Linked DNA regions of Mus musculus: region 2 is linked to region 1. A link is a loop called in an ENCODE intact Hi-C map of the cell type or tissue named here. Cell type or tissue: gastrocnemius. All regions are shown on one strand.

Region 1 (5,000 bases):
CTCGAGTGGCTGATATGTTTGGCATTTTGGGTTGTGGCATCCGTGCTGGCCCGGGTGGGCTGTGCTGTCTGTGTCTCGTGCGGAACACGGAGATGTCAAGAAATCAAGGGGAGGCTGAGTGTGGAGGCAGAGAGTTGGAACCCTAGAATCTCAGAGGCCGAGGAAGGGGTGCACCATGAGTTGATGCTAGCATGGGTTACAGAGTGAGACTCTGTCTCAGAAAATGAATCCCAGTATTCAAGGAGCTAAGGCAGGAGGACTACCCATGAGTTCTAGGCCAGCCTAGAACCGTGAAACCCCATTTCAAGCAACCAAACCTCCAAACAACTCTAAGAAAAAGAAAACGGAGGGATAACTGTGGAGTCATTAGTGGTAGAGTTGTTAAGGCTAGACCACTGCCGCTTTTAAGGTAAGAGAAGAGAGTGGCCAGGGACTTTGGAGACCCAGAGAAAGTCTACCTCTTCCTTTGGGCTATCCTGGGCTAGCAGCTCAGTTGGAGACTCTGGGACCTAAAGATTACAGCTGGGAAACCCCAGATTCCTGGGGCAGGAGGTGAGCTGACAAGGTTCAGAGACAGCAGGGCATCTGGCCCAGAGCCACACAGCTGGCCTTGAGGAAAGCCAGGATCTGAACTCAGGTCTGCAGTTACTTACAATATGCCACTGGGCCATGGCAGGGTGACCAAGAAAGGGAGACAGGACAGGAACAGGAAGGGGGGGCCAAGGGGGAAGGGGAGGGCCTCTCAGCTAGTTTAGCTGACCATCCCAATAGGGGATCTTGCACCATGTAGCTCCCTCCACTGACAGTGACCTGTTTATCCTGAGTCTGGCCTTGTACTAGGCTGTTGGCCACCACCTCCCCCACATACTTGCCAGTCCCCTGTGTCTCCCTTAATCCATCCTAATGGAGAGTCCCCAGAGAGGCTCTGGACACTGCCCACAGTATAAGACTGCACACCTGAAGGTAGGTCTTTCTGCTGATTTCCGTGTCCTGTTATTCTAAGGCAGCCACGAAACAGGGAAGTTCCCCAATGCCCCCCCAATCCATCAAACTGCTCCCCACTTCCCACATGTGTCCAGCTGCTTTCTGGGTTTCCCACACTTCCTAGAGCAGACCTTCAGGCTGGCATGTCTCCCCCAACCCCTCCCTGCTTTCTCTTTGCTCCTCTGTCAGTCACTGTGACCTCTAGCTTGCACACAGTTCATCCTGGGTCCCAGCGCCAGGCCTGCGACTTGGCACTGGAAAGCGGCTGCCTCCCCTTTCCCAGGTTCTGTGGAGTCTGGCTTCTCTCCTGGAGAGCAGTTGGGAGCTTTTCCTGGTAAAGAAAACATCACTCAGCTTCTGAGAGAAGCCAATGGGATGAGAGAAAGAGACAGGGCCTGGTTCATTGTGGGAGAGGATGTGGGTACAGAGAGGGCCAGCCACTGGACTAAGATCACACAGCAATTTGGAGAAAATCCAGGACTGGACCTATCTGTCTCTCTCTGAGGGGATCTTTCTTCAGTCATTCTGGGTGAGGTCAGCTACTGCCTGGGCCTTGTAGGCCGGAGTGGCTGTTTCCTATGACTGTGGAGGAGGGGCTTGGCAGTGCCCTGGTAGGAGGAGGGGCTTGGCAGTGCCCTGGTAGGAGGAGGTTTTTGCCTTTGGCTCTTTGATGCTCATTCTCTCGAACCCCTGGGGAATGCCTGAGTCATCGCTGAGCGGCAAACATATTTAGCTCCTTTCATCGTCCCTAATAAATCAACTTCTCCAGGTCTCTCATACCAGCCTCCAGCTCCAGGCTGCCTGCCCCCGTGTCCTGTCGCCTGACATCTGGGCACTACAGAGACTTCCAGCCCCCGGTTCCTGGCAGTGGTCCTCTTGCTGTTTCCTCTCTCTCCCCAGGCATTCTGGGCCAGGCCAGGCCTCCTCCTCGTGCTGGGCTGGCCTCCGTTCAACAGCTGCGGTCCTGAAGCCTTTCAGAGCTCCCTGCGACTAGGAGCTGCCCGGCATGGCAGCAGGGATGAGCCACCCCTTAGCCCTGACCCTGGCGATCACCACAGCATCCTCTTGGCCCACCAGGGCTTGTGTTGGAGCCCGGGGAATTTCTCCGAATACCTTACCTCATCTTGTCTCGTATGGGTCATGTGGGTGCATGTGAGTGTGTGTAAGTGTACATGTGCACATGTATAAATGTCTCAGCATATACAGAGGTCAGAGGACAACTGTCAAGGGTCGCTTCTGTCCTACCTAGTGGGTCCTCAGGATCTAACCTCAGGTTTGGTGCCAGGTGCCTTTATCCATTAAGCTTTCTTGCTGGCCCCACTGGCCTAAGTATTTCAAATATACCTAGTTATTCCCATTTTACAGATGGGCAGCCTGAGGCACCGAGAAAATTACTTAAGACATGGAAGAGAGCGAGCCCTTGTACCCAGGCCTTCTGGGAGGCTATCTATCATTGCTGCTCCTCCACAGGAGTAAGTGGCAACGGGAGACCTGCTTGTCACCCCTCCCACCACTCCAGCCTAGGGAAGAGTCTGTGCTGAGCCCATTCCTGAGACATTGTTGTCTGTAGACAACTCCATTAAAGGTTAGTGCCATTAAAAGAGTTCTCAGGGAGGAAGATGCAATCCAAACAGGGAGCAGCCTGTTCCGTGGTGCATAGCCAGAAAGAAGGCGGGAGAGGCAGATGTGTGTGGTCTCTGTAAGGGAAGAAGAGGCCCCTAAAGGGCTGCTCAAGGCCACAGGCCCTAATCCCGCATCCATGATCCCCTCACCAGGTTCTGGTCAGGGGTTCAGGCTCTGTCCTTCCAGCGGCAGAAGAAAGTTCATCTGTGTGTGGTGAGCGCTGCCTGCTGGCCAGATGTAGCACTGCACTTTAGCAGACATGGGTTAAAACCACCCCTGGGGAGCTCTTAAACAGAGTAGGAGAGACCTCCTACTGTTCTGGTGTGGTGTGGTCCTGGGCCTTCTCTGTCCCTAGAAATACTTGTCCTTTGGGTTTCACAGTTTCAGGGTCCCCAGGGTCTGGAACCTATTGATGCTGTGCTGAGGCCTCAAGGTTTTTTGTTTTTTGTTTTGTTTTTGTTTCTGTTTTTCAAATCAGGTAATTTCAGCCAACTAACAATTATTTTGAACCCATTGTGTGCAGTTGCTTAGTAAGTGCACAGACAGACTTGCATGGATCTCACAGTCTGGCAGGATGAGGTGACTCTGAAACACAGGCCTGGCTGTCTAGCCTAGACACCCTCCTCCTGGATTCATCTGCCCAGCCCAGGCCTTCACTATCCCCTGTGCACGCCAGTCTGCACTGGTTCTGCACTGAGGATTTGCGTTTGACACAGTCTCACTCTGTAGCCCAGGCTATCCTTGAACTCACAGAGATCCAGCTGCCTCTGCCTCCCAAATGCTGGGATTCAAGGCGTGTGTCACCATACTCTGCGTGCTATTTTTGAAGATTATTATTATTTACATGCATGTGTACGTGAATGTGTGATGTGAGTGTATGTGTATGTGCATGTGTGTATGCATGTATGTGCATGTGTATGTGTGAGTGTGTACACATGTGGATGTTTGCATGTATGTGTGTGCATGTGTGTGTGTGTGTGCATGTGTGTGTGTGTGCACATGAGTGTGTTCACTGTGTGTCTGTGGAGGCCAGAAGAAGATGTTGGTTCTCCAGAGTTACAGGTGGTATGAGCTAAGTGGGTGCTGGAAACCAAATCTGAGTCGTCTGGGAAGACAGCAAGTACGCTTAGCTGGTGAGTCATCTCTCCAGCCTCCAGCCTTGGATGTCACAGGGGTCTTTGGGATCCCTGGCTCTGTTGCAAAGACCTTGGCACACTGTAAGCACTCAATACACAGAACAACAGAAGGAAAATATGGGCAAGTTGAGCTAGTTCAGCCAAAAGCATCTTCAAGGAGGGTCCTGATAGTGAGATTTTAGGCTGGAGCCTGAGTGGAGGGCCAGAGGAGAGCACTGGATCATGAGCCCAGGTGGCAGGGATTCTGCCTTGGCCTGCCAGTGCCTGGAACAGAGCCTGGCATAGCTGGGACGCTTTATAAACATCTGTTTGAAGACAGCCGGCAAAGCTTATACAATCCTTCCCCACGCTGGTCCCTGAGCCAGCCTGTGCTTGCATCCCTCCAGAGGTGGTAGGATCACTACCTACTTTCCATATCACTTGTTCCATCTGTAGATCGTGATGCCCTCTGGAAGTTTCTGTATTTCCTTGGGTATAGCAGAGCCAACCCAGCCTAGCCCCTACTCCCGCCCCAAGAAAGCTCACCGAGAAGCTCAGCTCCCGAGGAACTTCTATCCAGCATGATACCCCCCACCCCCAGTGTCCCAAGGGTCACTAAATGCTCCCTCTTCCTGGCCTGGGAAAGGATGAGGGGGGCCAGGGGGGCTCAGGGATGGTGACACAATTACAGAAGAATAGCTTTCTTCAGTCTACGAGCGACGTCATGAGCTTTTATTCTTGCTCCTGAGTGTTACAACAGGAAAGAAAATGATGTCCCGCCATCTTGGTGTCAGGGAAGAAGTGGAGAACCAGAGAGGGGAAAGGGACCAAAGTCAGACAGTCTCTGTGCACACACACACATGGCGGAGGCAGAGGAAGAATTCAGGGTCCCTTAACCCCCAAATGGGGGCAGCTGGTGTGGGCTCAGCTCACCAGAAAGTTCTCAAATTCCAGCAGGGGCTCCATTTGCCTTGCTGATACCCCAGCTCCCAGGTGTGTGTCCCTCCCGAGACAGGCATCTCCCCCCCACTCCCCGCCATGCACTTCTCTTCCCACTGTGTAGATTACATATACACGAGCTCCTACAGAGGAAGAGGGCAGCCTGGCCACTTGCTGCTCATTCTTGGAGCCTGGGCTGGCACAGGGCATAGGGAGCCCCATTTCTTGCTGTCTTGTTGAGGAACTTTCCCCTGGTGGGGGGCTGCTTAGGCAGGAGAGGAGGTGCAAGTGCTTGGGGGAGTGAGAAACATCTCCCAAGAATGCCCTCCCTGGGTACAC
Region 2 (5,000 bases), 160 kb before region 1:
CTCAGGCTTTTAAGTTGGTGCTGGGGGACACATGTAGCACCTGGACTTTCTTACTGCGTCCGCTGCTGCTCTTGATATTGAACCTGCTGCAAAGCTGTCTCTGTGCCGCAAGCCTCCCCATCACCCCAGAGCCTGACTCCTCACCCTGTGTCACAAAGCACTTGGGTTCCATACTGAGATGGCACCCAGCTGTATCCTCCCCTTCCTACCCTCTGCACCCCTCCCTCTAATTTAGCTGCTTCTAAATTAGAGGCTAACGGGTCCTGTGAGTAAGCTGTGTTCCTTTGTTCTCAATGTGTCAGGTGCTGGGTTTGGTGTTAGGGGCGCAGGCTGGATTTCCGCAGATGTCTGGACCTGAAGGGCTTTGAAATGGGCAGAACTGAAGAGAAAATACAGAACCTGGCAGGGGGTGCTGCTGGGTAGGGGTGGGGTTAGTGGGAGGGCGGATCTGGGAGGGAGAGGCTTGAGTTTTGAAGCAGCAGCATGATGACCAGGCTGGGGAGAGGGGGGAGGGTGTTGCAGAGGGCACTTCAGGAACACTGGCCCTGGGTGAGATCCATGGTCTCTTCAGGCAGCAGAATCATGGTTGCCTTCCGGGGACTCTGTGACAGTACTGACTGGATTCTCATTCCCACCTTCCTCCCTTTCTCTCAGGTCTCTGGCCATCCGAGTGTCCGGCTGGAGTCCCCCCGCAGGCCTGGATCCCCAGGATAAGAGTCCAGATAGCATGCCGGGCCTTGGAGACAGGTGGTCTGGGGCGGTGGTGCGAAGGGTGTTGTCTGGGCCTGGGTCAGCCAGGACAGAACAGAAAGAGGTGAGATCCCTCTAGGGGCAGGGGTTCTGCATCAGCAAGGGTGGACATTGGTTGGTGGAGCATCCACGGGTGGGGCTTCTGGGGACTGCCTGAAGTAGAAGTTGCTCTGCCCTCAGCCTGCAGTGACTAACATCTGACTTGGTAGACGGGGGTGGGGAGGTGGGGTGGGGTGGGGTGGGGTGAGGGTAGGGGTGTGGCATGAGGAGTTGGGGGGAACCTTGGGGGGGCATGGTGACAGCATCCTGACAGAGCTACATCCCTAAAATCATCCACTGTCTGCTTGGGCTCAGCCGAGGGCGGAAGGCACTGGTCTGGAGGGGGCAGGCCTGGAAGCGGAGGCCCAGCAGAGGACCTTGCCCTGGAACCAGAGCTCCACCCTCCCCTTCCTGCTGGACTCAAAGGGTGAGCCTGGCCTACGGGAGAACCTGTTGAACTCATGAGACCCAGCCAGTCAGGGCTCCTTCAGTCCGGGATGTGGGGTAGGAATAGAAGGGCCCAGAGGTAGATACAGAAGCCTATGTCCCAGTACCCTGCAGGGCTGTGGCATCCTTTAGGTGTGCACGTGCGCATGCGTTCTCTTTCTGCAGCTAGTAAGCACCAACGGTGAAACAGTAACTCCTGTACCTAAGTTCCTTGCTCAAAGAAGGTCCTTGCAGGCCAAGCCTGTAGAGGGTCTCATCAGTCCCCGAGGTCCCTTGAAGCTGATCTCTGGGCTCACTAGCCTCCTGTGTCCTCCCTACCCTGCCAAACCCAGCCTGTCATTCCTTCCATGAGGCCCTGGATGCCTGGGCAAAGGGACCGGGTGCCGAGCCCTTCTACATTCGAGCCAACTTCTCCCTGCCCGAGCGGTCGGATCCCCATGCCCTTTGTGTGAAAGCCCAAGAGATCCTGCGGTTGGTGGACCCAGCCCACAAGCGGAGGCAGGAGTGGTTCTGTACTCGAGTGGACACCCTCACCTTACGGGACCTGGACCGGGGCACCGTGCCCAATTATCAGAGGTGATGCCGGAAGCCTGGGGTGGGGGGCCCGTGGGACCTGGTATGGGGATGTAGCCCTCTTTCCCAAGGAGTCCCTCCCTGCCTTCTGGGACAGGATGGATTGGAGGAGAAGGTGTTGAGGCTTGCTTTTCTTGTACCATGTGTGACCCAACCTTCCTCCCGCAGAGCTCAGCAGCTCCTAGAAGTCCAGGAAAAATACTTGATCTCCAGCAGACACCGAAGTCCTCGAAGCAACGTAAGTAGGGATGATGGGCAGGCTGAGTATTCGGTCATCCCTGAGGAGAGAAAAGAGGGCAGGCCTCCTTGATCTAGGTGCCCAGGAGACAGAACATTAGTTTCCCTGTGCAGGATAGTTGAGAGATGAAATGTCTGGAACGGGCCCATGCTCTAGTCTAGTGTTTGTCTAGTACACAGTGGGCACCAGAGAACAGTCATACTCTCTTTTTCAGTCCCTGGGGTGGGTCACCATTGTGCCCATGGTAAAGTGAGGGCCCTTGATAAGGCCCCTGGGGGATCCCATTGCTGGAGAGTGGCCAGGGCATGTGTGTTCAGGGGGGCTGTGAAGAGCATGCAGCTGTGCATGTTCACCTGTCTGCTGCTCACCTGCCTCCTGGACAGCAAGCAGCGTCTGTGAGTCCATGCATGCCTGGGGCCCAGTGCCCGCTCCTGTGCGTGCTCCGTGCCTGCCAGGCTTGGGCTAAGTAGTGTGAGTGAGTGTCCTAGGTTTTCCTACCCAAGGGCTTGCTGCTCGTTCATTGGTGGAGAGACTGTGCTGGAGTAGCCTGAGGGTGGGGATGTGGGATGAGGAGTGTGGGGATGGAACGATAACTTGGGGGGGTGTCGACGGGATAGGAGGGGGTGGGGACAGGGAGGAGGGTGGCTATGTGCGGAACTGTTGAATCTGGACGGCAGTGGCAGGATGCCCCCTCAGCATTCCCTCGTTGCTGGGATGGATTGTGACAACGATCTCCCTTCCTTGTCCACCTAGCTGAAGAAGCGAGCCCTAGGGTTGGTGAGGCCCAAGCCTGCAGGGGGCACTGCAGGAGACTCAGCAGAACAGCTCCCTGCAGAGCCCTGCTCAGGTAAGTCTGAGGACATAGGGGACATGCCCTCTGCTCAAGTGCCCAGTGTGCCTCTGGGTGGCCCCTGGCTTAGCAGTGGGAACAATCCAGAGCGACAAGGCTCCCTGATGGTGGGATGGATTGAAGAGAGCCCACTGGCAGGTGCTGGTGTGTGTGTTTGCAAGTGGCTCTGAGGAGCGTGGACAACCAGTAACATCCACCACACTGAGGAGAGCAAGGGGCTGGGGAGGAGCCAGATGAGAAAATGGTACTTCTGAAGGGCACCAGGGATGCGGAGGTGAGGGAAGGTTTGGGAAGAGAGGGAGAGGAGCCTACTCCTGATGGAGGTGAGGCTCATGCACGGTCACAGGAGCTCGGTGTGGGTGGTGACTTTGAAGGTGGGGAGAGCCTCTTTGAAGTCCAGGGCAATCAGCAACCCCTTGCTTAGGGGCGTCTTGTCTAGCAGATGAGACCATGAGTGTAGTTAGAGCCAGGTGCCCATGTGCAGGGAACCTAGGAAGGTGAGACTTGAGTTTGTGGTGGCTAGTGGAAGTTACCTGGGCTGACGGTGCATGGCTCTGAGCGGCAGGCAAAAGCCCTAACATTGCAGGCAGCTAAAGCAAGAGCAGGTCCGATGCTGAATTCACCCCAGGCTTTCAGACAGGGCCTTTGTTACCACTGGGAGGATGTGACCTTTGCCCTGGGATGTTGGGAAGTCAGCCCAGCATTGAAAGCAGGGAGTCAGTCACATGATCGTGTTGATGGCTGGGAGCCTAGGTGCTGACTGCAGAGTGGCCTGTAGGGGGCAGACCTGAGACAGGATCAGAAAGATGCCTTCTGCGAGAATACCAGGGCGAGGGAGAGGGAGAGGGAGAGGGAGAGGGAGAGGGAGAGGGAGAGGGAGAGGGAGAGGGAGAGGGAGAGGGAGAGGGAGAGGGAGAGGGAGAGGGAGAGGGTGAGGGAGAGGGAGAGGGAGTGTGTGTGTGTGTGTGGCAGAAGATGATGTTGACTTAAGTACGCTGGGGAACTCCTCACCTCTTCCATACTCCTTCTCTGCAGAGCTAGAACGAAGCCTAAAACCCTACAGCCTGGTGCGACCGCTGTTGGTGTCTGCCTTGAGGCCTGTGGTCCTCCTGCCTGAGTGCCTGGCGCCTCGCCTCATCCGTAACCTGCTGGATCTGCCAAGCTCCAGGCTGGATTTCCAAGTGTGCCCAGCAGGTGAGCCTGCCTGCCGCCTGGGTGGGTGGCTGTATTGGTATGGGCTGGAGGGGCAATGCATCTGGGTGGCAGTGGGCAGCCAGGCCTGTGGTCCTGAGTCATACACGTCCTTGTTCTCCACAGAGAGCCTCTCTGGGGAGGAACAGTGTACGTCCTCAGCTCCCGGAGCCCCCAAAGCCTGGCCGGCCACTGCTGGGCTAGGCAGCAGGATCCGTGCCATCCAGGAGTCTGTCGGGAAGGTAAGTGCCAGAGGGGGCAAGGCTGCCCTCTGGGACCCAGAACCAGCATCTGGGCCACCCCTTGGGCTGGGTTGAGATGATGACCTTGTGGGTTACTTGAGGAGTGGGCTGGTATCTCTTACCTGAACATTGTTATTCCTGAACTTCCATTGTTCTGTTTGTTGGCTGGGGCTGCAGGGGGGTGGCTGGTGGGGATGAGAGTAGAGTCGGAGGTCCGGAGAGACCTGACCGTCTCCCAGCACACACATGAGTCTGCGTCTCCAGTTTCCTTTGGTTCTTTGCTGATGAAGCAGGACTGTCCCCTGAGAGGTGTTGGCAGGGGTGGATGCAGCAGGGAAGGGTGGGCCCAGGAGTAAACTGTCTGTCTGTCTGTCTGAAAAGAAGCACTGCCTGTTGGAGCTGGGTGCACGGGGAGTGCGGGAGTTGGTGCACAGCGAGGTCTACCCCATTGTCATCCACGTGGAGGTGACTGAGAAGAATGTCCGTGAGATCAGGTGAGTGGTGGCCACGTGTGGGTGCCTTCTGTGGAATCCTCTGTCTCTGCACCTGCCACCACCTGTCCACCTGTCCATCTGTGTGCATGCTTGTATTGTTTATGTTTATTGTGGGTATTTATCTCTAGAGAGGGTTAGGTCTGTAACAGAGGGAGGTCCTGTGTATGTATATGTAT

Evidence for each region. Hi-C counts contacts between places; a loop is a spot of excess contacts. Peaks named below come from ENCODE experiments on the same cell type or tissue, not always from the same donor. Only the 100,000 strongest peaks of a DNase experiment are listed, where the experiment ranks them.
Region 2: it touches region 1 in a loop (4-fold over the local background); 1 of 42 quality-filtered maps calls a loop at or near these places.

Annotation. Positions count from the first base shown.
Region 1 is chr15:78,621,448-78,626,447 of GRCm38, reverse strand. Cyth4 (cytohesin 4) reads right to left here. Exons shown (of 13, transcript NM_028195.3): 13 at 4,429-5,000. Among named protein-coding and RNA genes, the nearest start is that of Gm52187, 5.3 kb to the left of the region's middle. In gastrocnemius, no CTCF peak of the experiment used is centred here; DNase peaks (open chromatin) are centred at 1,266, 1,627, 1,848 and 2,825; H3K4me3 peaks cover 311 bases; H3K27ac peaks cover 1,806 bases.
Region 2 is chr15:78,777,289-78,782,288 of GRCm38, reverse strand. It overlaps Card10 (caspase recruitment domain family, member 10), which reads left to right. Exons shown (of 21, transcript NM_130859.2): 13 at 655-814; 14 at 1,105-1,216; 15 at 1,569-1,812; 16 at 1,978-2,047; 17 at 2,801-2,894; 18 at 3,933-4,091; 19 at 4,215-4,330; 20 at 4,712-4,824. Among named protein-coding and RNA genes, the nearest start is that of Mfng, 6.3 kb to the right of the region's middle. In gastrocnemius, CTCF peaks have their summits at 2,862 (motif pointing right) and 3,640 (motif pointing right); DNase peaks (open chromatin) are centred at 1,775, 3,660 and 4,097; H3K4me3 peaks cover 688 bases; H3K27ac peaks cover 3,318 bases.